Regions from separate parts of the Homo sapiens genome. Here region 1 is linked to region 2. Evidence: chromatin contacts called from ENCODE Hi-C data. All regions are on one chromosome and are shown on one strand. The core of a region is the stretch at or near the end of the contact, and the rest is flanking DNA. Distances in the headings are between cores, read along the strand shown.

Region 1 (3,275 bases), core at 261-2,760, 610 kb after region 2:
GAACTGCTGAATGGGGTACATTGCAGTGATAGAAATCAGGTCCTCATAATGTAGAGTGAGTGAGGAGGGGACAGGCAGGGGATGAGGTTGAAGAGTTGGGAGGCTCTGGTAAGGTGTTTGGACCCACCATCTCCCTGGCTCCATCGCCCCACGTATGGCCATGCAGGATGTAGACAGCTGAAAATCTTTACCTCGTGTCCTTGATCCCTATGCCTGCTGTGTTCCCTGCCTTCTCTGATTAATAATAAAATTCCATTCATCCTTCAAGGCCCAGCTCCAAACCATTTAGGAAACCTCCTTCCATTCTTTAGCAGGAATTAATTGCTCCCTTGTCTGACGTCCCACAGCACTAATCACACGCTGACTTGTATCTCAGCTAGCTGTTTATGCCAGTCTGCCCACCAACGTAGTGAGTTCCCTGAGGGCAGAGGCTCTGTCTTAGTCACCTCTGTAGCCATCTCCTGGTGTTTAGCAGGTACTCAATGTGACATTTACTTGACTAGTGGGTGGTGCCTAGTACTACTCATGGCAGAATAGAAGGAAAACAAAAATAATAACAACTTATGCTCTATCACGTTTTCCCATTCATTAACTGATTTCAGCTTTGCAACAACTCTATGAGACAGACGGGACAGGCACTATTAGACCCATTTTACAGATAGGGTAGCTAAGGCCCAATGGCACACAGCTTGTAAGTAATGGGGACTAAGTCCCAATCTTGCCCCCTTACTTCGGATTCTGTGCTGGGAATGGAATTAAACCAAGAGTATTTTGAAGCTATAATGGAAAGCGCTTTTCTGGGTGGACTAGGGAGAGATACTTAGTCAGCTGTCAGGGTTTAACAGCAGCTCCATCAAAGAGGGCACAGGATTTCTCTCTCTGGCCCAAGCAGCTGGAGGGGTCCACAGCACCATCCTATAGCCCTGGAAGCTGGAGGAAACCCCAGCCCGAGAAAGAAGAGACGGTGTTCGAGTCAGGTGGGTAAGATGACGTAAATGATGACTTGTGAGCAGTGGCCTGCCTCTGTTGCCATGACAACCGGAGCTTGACTACTTGGCCTTTGCAAGGTTGGCCGAGGCGGGTTCTTCGTTAACTCGAGATTAAGGAAGGATATTTAGGGGGGAGGGTGTGTGTGTGTGCGGCGGATTAAAGACGAAAGGAGTATATTCAACAATGACTGTTTAGCTCAGTGGTTCTCCACCTTGGCAACACGTTAGAATCACCTGCAACAATTTCCTGATGCCTAGGCTGCACCCCAGAATTAAATTATAATTTCCAGGGGTGGGAACCAGGCATCATAGTATTTAAATCTTGCCAGGTGATTCCAATTGCAGCTAAAGTTGCAAACCCAGCTTTTAGCTGGTAAGCGGAATTCCTGTGACCTTCCTAAGATGGCGTCCACTCAACCGCTTCCGCCTTTACGTGGGCCGGCAGGGGGCGGGCTTCCCAGGGGCGCATGCGTCTCGCATCTCTCCGCTCCCTGCTCTCTCCTCCTTTTTCCCCCGCCTCCATTTTGTTCGCGGACGCTGGGGACGGTGGGAGCAGATCCATTTCCGGGTTGGCAAAAGGGGCGGTGGCGGCGGCGGCGGCGGCGGCGGCGGCGGCGACGGCGAGAAAGAGCTTGCCGGGGGGCGAGCAGGACAGGACGAAGCCGGAGTGTAGGCGGCAGAGGATTCGCTCCCAGAGCAGCTGCGGCCAGGTCGGAAAGAGGCCGGGGCGGCTGGGTCAGTCGCTGAAATGACCTGCGGACCTGAGTGGGAGGGAAAGTCGCGGGGAGGGGGGCTCGGGGCGGGGCTTGAGAAGAGAGGGGGGCATTAGAGGAGGGGCCGGAGGGGGAGAGGGGTCTTGCGGGTGGGGCCTGAGGGGCGGGGGGCCGGGGGACTGTATCGGAAGAACCTGGAGGAGAGAGGGCGTGGGGAATCTGGGGAGGAGTGGTCGAATATTGGTATGGGGCGAGCGGGGACTGGAAAAATGGGGAGGAACGTTTTTGAGAGACAGGCAATAAGGGCTCCTGAAGGGTTGGGTGAGTTAAGGCGGCAACTCTGTGAGGAACGAGGTAATCGTGCGCAAAAAGGGAGACGGGAACGGAGGACCTGTTGGGAACGGCTAATTAGCAGGATGCTGTGGGTGAGGAGTCCAGTGTGACATTTTGGGGATTGAGTTAGGTGAAAGCTAGTGTTTGGGAAGATGGCTCGGGAAACTGCTTACACTAGAGGGAATCTTGAGAGCGTTCTTTGAAAAGGAATCAGAATTTAGTTAAAGGTTGGATTGAGAATGTTAAGATGCGCATTGGAACGTCTGGAGTTGAGGGTTCATGTTGAAGTGGTGTGAAGTGAGGGAAGATGGAATTTTTTTTTTTTTGTTTTAAAGGTGGGGTCTGGCTATGTTGCTCAGACTAGTCTTGAACTCCTGGGCTCAAGCGATCTTCCCACCTTGGACTCCCAGAGTGCTGGGATTACAGGTGTGAGCCACTGCACCCGGCCAAGATGGAAATGTTAAAGTGTTCAGCATGGCAGTGTGTATGGTCGAGTTTTTTATCAGGAAGGAAAGTTCTTAAAAATAGCATTGAGGCAAGGAACTGATATGTGATGGAATTCTTTTTTCTTTTTTTTTCTTTTAAGAGACGTGGTCTCACTCTGTCGCCCGGGCTGGAGTGCAGTGGCATGATCATGGCTCCTTAAAGCCTCGACCTCCCGGGCTGAAGTGGTCCTTCCACCTAAGCCCCGCCAATAGCTGGGACCACAGGTGTGACCACTACTCCCGCCTAACGTGTGTGTGTGTATATATATATATATATATATATATATATATATATATATATATATGTATATATATATATTTTTTTGTTGTTGTTGTTGGAGACAGAGTCTTGCCCTGTTGTCCAGGCTAGTCTGGAATTCCTGGGCTCAAGTGATCCTCCTGTCTCGGCCTCCGCAAGTGCTGGGATTACAGGGATGAGCCACTGTGCCTGGCCCAGAATTCGTTTTTTTTTTTTTTTTGAGATGGAGTCTCGCTCAGTGGCCTAGGCTGGAGTGTAGCGGTGCGATCTCGGCTCACTGCAAGCTCCGCCTCCCGGGTTCACGCCCATTCTTCTGCCTCAGCCTCCCGAGTAGCTGGGACTATAGGTGCCCACCACCACACCTGGCTAATTTTTTTTTGAATTTTTAGTAGAGACGGGGTTTCACTGTGTTAGCCAGGATGGATGGTCTGGATCTCCTGACCTCGTGATCCGCCCGCCTCTGCCTCCCAGAGTTCTGGGATTAGAGGCGTGAGCC
Region 2 (3,576 bases), core at 653-3,152:
CTTGCACAGAGTCTGCACGTAGGACACTAGGTCTGGCCGCTTGCCGGAGCGCAGGATCTCCGAGAGCGCCCAGATATAGTTCTTGGCTAGGCGCAGCGTCTCGATCTTGGACAGCTTCTGCGTCTTGGAGTAGCAGGGCACCACCTTGCGCAGGTTGTCCAGGGCTGCGTTCAGGTCGTGCATGCGGTTGCGCTCCCGCGCGTTCGCCTTCTGCCGCCGAAGCTTGGAGCGCTCCAAGCGCGCCTTGGTCATCTTGCGCTTCTTGGGCCCGCGCTTCTTGGGCCGCTCGCCCTCCGCCTCGTCCAGTCCTTCTTCCTCCTCCTCTTCCTCCTCCTCCTCTCCCCCCAGCTCGCCTTCCTCCTTGACCTCGGCCAACGTGGCCTCCGTCCCCTCTTCTCCACGGAGAGGGACTGGCTTGGCCGCCCGGGCTGGCCCCGGAGCCCCTGGCCCGGGCGCAGGCGGTGGCGGTGGCGGCGCGTCGCCCTTGTCGCTCCTCGGCTCGTCGTCTTCGCCGTCGCCCCAGCTGGCGAACTTGGGCACGTCCGAGAGAAGGCCGGGCTCGCTGAACAGGCGGGTCAGCATGGTGCCTGAGGGCGCCCCGCGGGCGGGAAGGGGAGACAGACAGCACAAAGTGAGGGGCGCGCTGGGGTACCGACGCCCCCCCACAACCCTCCTCCACCCCCGAGTCTCGTGCGGGCTCCTGCCTAGGCTACCCTGGATGCCCACCTCCGCCGCCTGCCCCGCCCAGAGCCGGCCCAGCCCTACCCGGCTGCCGGCCTGGGATCTCGGCCCAGGCCCTCTCCCCGGCGCTGGGCCCCGGCTCCGCCCCTCGCTTGAATGGGGGGCTGCTCCCCGCGCCTGCTTCTTCTCAGGGTCAGGGCAGGGACCGGGTGGGGGTTTTAGGGACCAGATATCTTTGCCAGGGGAGGCGGCGCGCTCGCCCTGAAAGCCCGTTCTCTCCTGGCGGTGGAGAGAGGCTGGTCGGCCGCCGGTGGGGACAGCTGCCCCGCTCCGCGCTCTCGCGGCCCGGGCCCCCCGGCCCAGCTCCCTCACCCCTCCCGTGGCTCTCACCCCCACGCTCCCTAATCCAATTTGCAACTTGGCTGCGCGCCGCCCCTTGCTCGGCCCCCACCCCCGCACCCCCAATTCCAGAGGCGGGAGGATCGTCTCCTCTAGCCGATGCGTCCCCAGCTCCCGGAGCCGGCTCTGGGCGGCGAGGACTGAAGCAGCGGGGCGTGGGGAGGAGACTGAGAGAAGCGAGCCCAGTCCGTCCCCTCTGCGGTCAGGGACCCCCTTCCCCCTTCAAGCTGACTCCCTCCCACAAGGCTCTTCAGATCTCGTTGTATTTTGGGATTGATGGGGGAAAAATCCAAATTTGTTTGTTTGCTTCCCTTTTTTCGGTGGTGGGGAAAGGTGGCAGGCTTTTTGGGACAACCATGGAGGGGTCCTCCGTCTCGGCCTCTTCGCATATCCCCCTCCGTGATCCTGCCTTCCCCCCCCACCGAGCCCATCGCAGGCAGAGACACCTCCTCTGCAGCCCCCTGGGCTGCAGCCCCTAAGGGAGAGAGAACCTGGGGCCCCTCCGATGCCCACCCAATGAGGGGGGCATCATCCCAGGAAGGAGGTATTTGAGGACCCTCCTGTCGGCCGAAGCTGCCGCCCCTCCTCCCAACCGGCGGGTCAGATCTCGCTCCCTTTCGGACAACTTACCTCGGAGAGGAGTCAAGGGGAGAGGGGAGGGGAGGGGGGGAGGGGGCAAGAGAGAGAGGGGGGAGAAGAGGGATCTTCTCGCTTATTTCATTGTTCCCCCATCTTCAGGGAGCGGGGGCAGCGGCTCCTCAAGGCGGCGGGCGCCGGCGTCTTCAGAGCGCCATGCGAACCGCGGAGCGAGTGTGGCATCTCTACCAGGCGGGGTACCAGCCTCTATGCCAGGCCATATGGGCTTGGCACGTCACGGGCAGCAGCTATCACATGAGAGACGGTGATTGGCATGCGTCTGCACTGGGGGAGAGCCGGCTCCCCCGGGACCCGCCGCCATCTGTCACTCTCTACTCCAAAAAAAAAAAAAAAAATTAAATAAATAAAGGAAATAAATAAATATTTCTGCCGCCCTCCCCTCCCCGCCCAACGCAGGGAAAGCAGGGATTGAGAGGAAGGTGGGAGGAGTTGCCCCCTGTATATAGAGACCCCCTCACGGGAACAATGGGGTGGCAAGGCTGGACACTGGGGGCTCGTGGTGGCCAATTCTATGCTCCCTCAGGGTCCCGCTCTGTCCATTTCCTCCCCTGCAGGCCCCCAAGGTGGGTCAGGGACCAGACCCCGGGTTGGGGAGAAAGGACCTCTGTGCTTGCCCCCACTCCCCAGGAGGGTCCCCTTGGCCACAAAGGGACAGCTGAGACCCCCTCCCAGGATGGCTGTAAGGGGCGTCCCTGGCCCGAGCCCCATAGGTAGATGTTGGCACCATGCCATCCCTCATCCCTGTCTGCCCCTCCCCCACCCACCCTCACGCACACACAACATATGTGGCTAAACGAAATTCAAACCAAGGGAAAGACAGAGAAAGGGAAAGATGTGCCTGGATGTCTGTGCCTCTGCATGGGCGTGTGTGTGTCTGTGGGGACATGTGTGTATCTGTGGAGTCAGCCGATGGGAGATCTTTCCTTGGTTGTTGGGGGCGTATCCATGTTAGGGTGGAGTGGGGAGGGGCCGCGAGATGAGCCTGTGCACCACCCATCTGGGGGTGGAGGGGAGGGTCTAAGTCTGGATTCCTAACCTAGAAACCTCTCACTCTCCTCCTCCCACTGCCAGACAGGTGACCAGTCCACCAGCGGCTTTCTCTCCTGGTCTTCAGACTTGGTTATTTGAGGGAGGAGGAGCAGGCAGTGCTGAGAACTGCCTAAGTTCCTGGATGAGACTCAAGCATTCTCCTCCCCTTCTGAAAAATCTGAAAATACTGAAGCCAACCCCAGTAATCCCAAGAGTGGCCAAGGGGAGGTAGGTCAGACAGCTGTCTTGATAAGGGAGGTAGGAAGTTGCTGTTTTATCTTGTGGCTCACCTTTCAACACTCTCATTGGGCCAGACACAGATACAAATGGCACAGGTTGAAGAGGTGGCTTTGGACACACACACACACACTCATGCACACACACATACACACACACACGGATGCATACACATGCACACATATACCTGTTCCTCACCCTGTGGTGTAGAAAAATAGATAACATACCCCTACTCAGATAGACACATGTATGTGAGCAGGTAATCACAGCCTGGTGTAGACAGACCCTTGCCCACACCCCATTTGGAGCATTTGTATGTTTTAGACCCACATTTCTGCCCCTCCAGACACTCTAGCTGACATATATACACAACTTCAATTATACTTTCAGCACACACATTTTGATGTCTACCATGTGCCAAGCACTGTGGTGGTACAAAAATGAGCACGGGGAGGCCTTTACCCTCAATCTGGGTGGGCAGGGCTCTCTCCCTCTAGGAGGCTCCCCAGGGACCTTGGGCTGGTAAGACACTGATCTGATGTTGGGTAGGTTGGATTAAGTTCTAAATAGAGA

Evidence for each region. A loop is a pair of places that touch in the nucleus more often than their neighbours do.
Region 1: a loop to region 2 is called in a map of tibial artery, with 5 times the contacts of the local background. The contact joins the promoter of WIPF2 here to the promoter of NEUROD2 in region 2. A Hi-C loop is called at or near these places in 1 of 168 maps with a recorded cell type or tissue (tibial artery).

The regions. Positions count from the first base shown.
Region 1 is chr17:40,217,794-40,221,068 of GRCh38, forward strand. WIPF2 (WAS/WASL interacting protein family member 2) reads left to right here and starts at 1,511. Exons shown (of 8, transcript NM_133264.5): 1 at 1,511-1,699. RefSeq lists enhancers at 852-901, 1,342-1,451, 1,352-2,130.
Region 2 is chr17:39,606,018-39,609,593 of GRCh38, forward strand. It overlaps NEUROD2 (neuronal differentiation 2), which reads right to left and starts at 1,903. Exons shown (of 2, transcript NM_006160.4): 1 at 1,711-1,903; 2 at 1-587. The coding sequence starts at 582.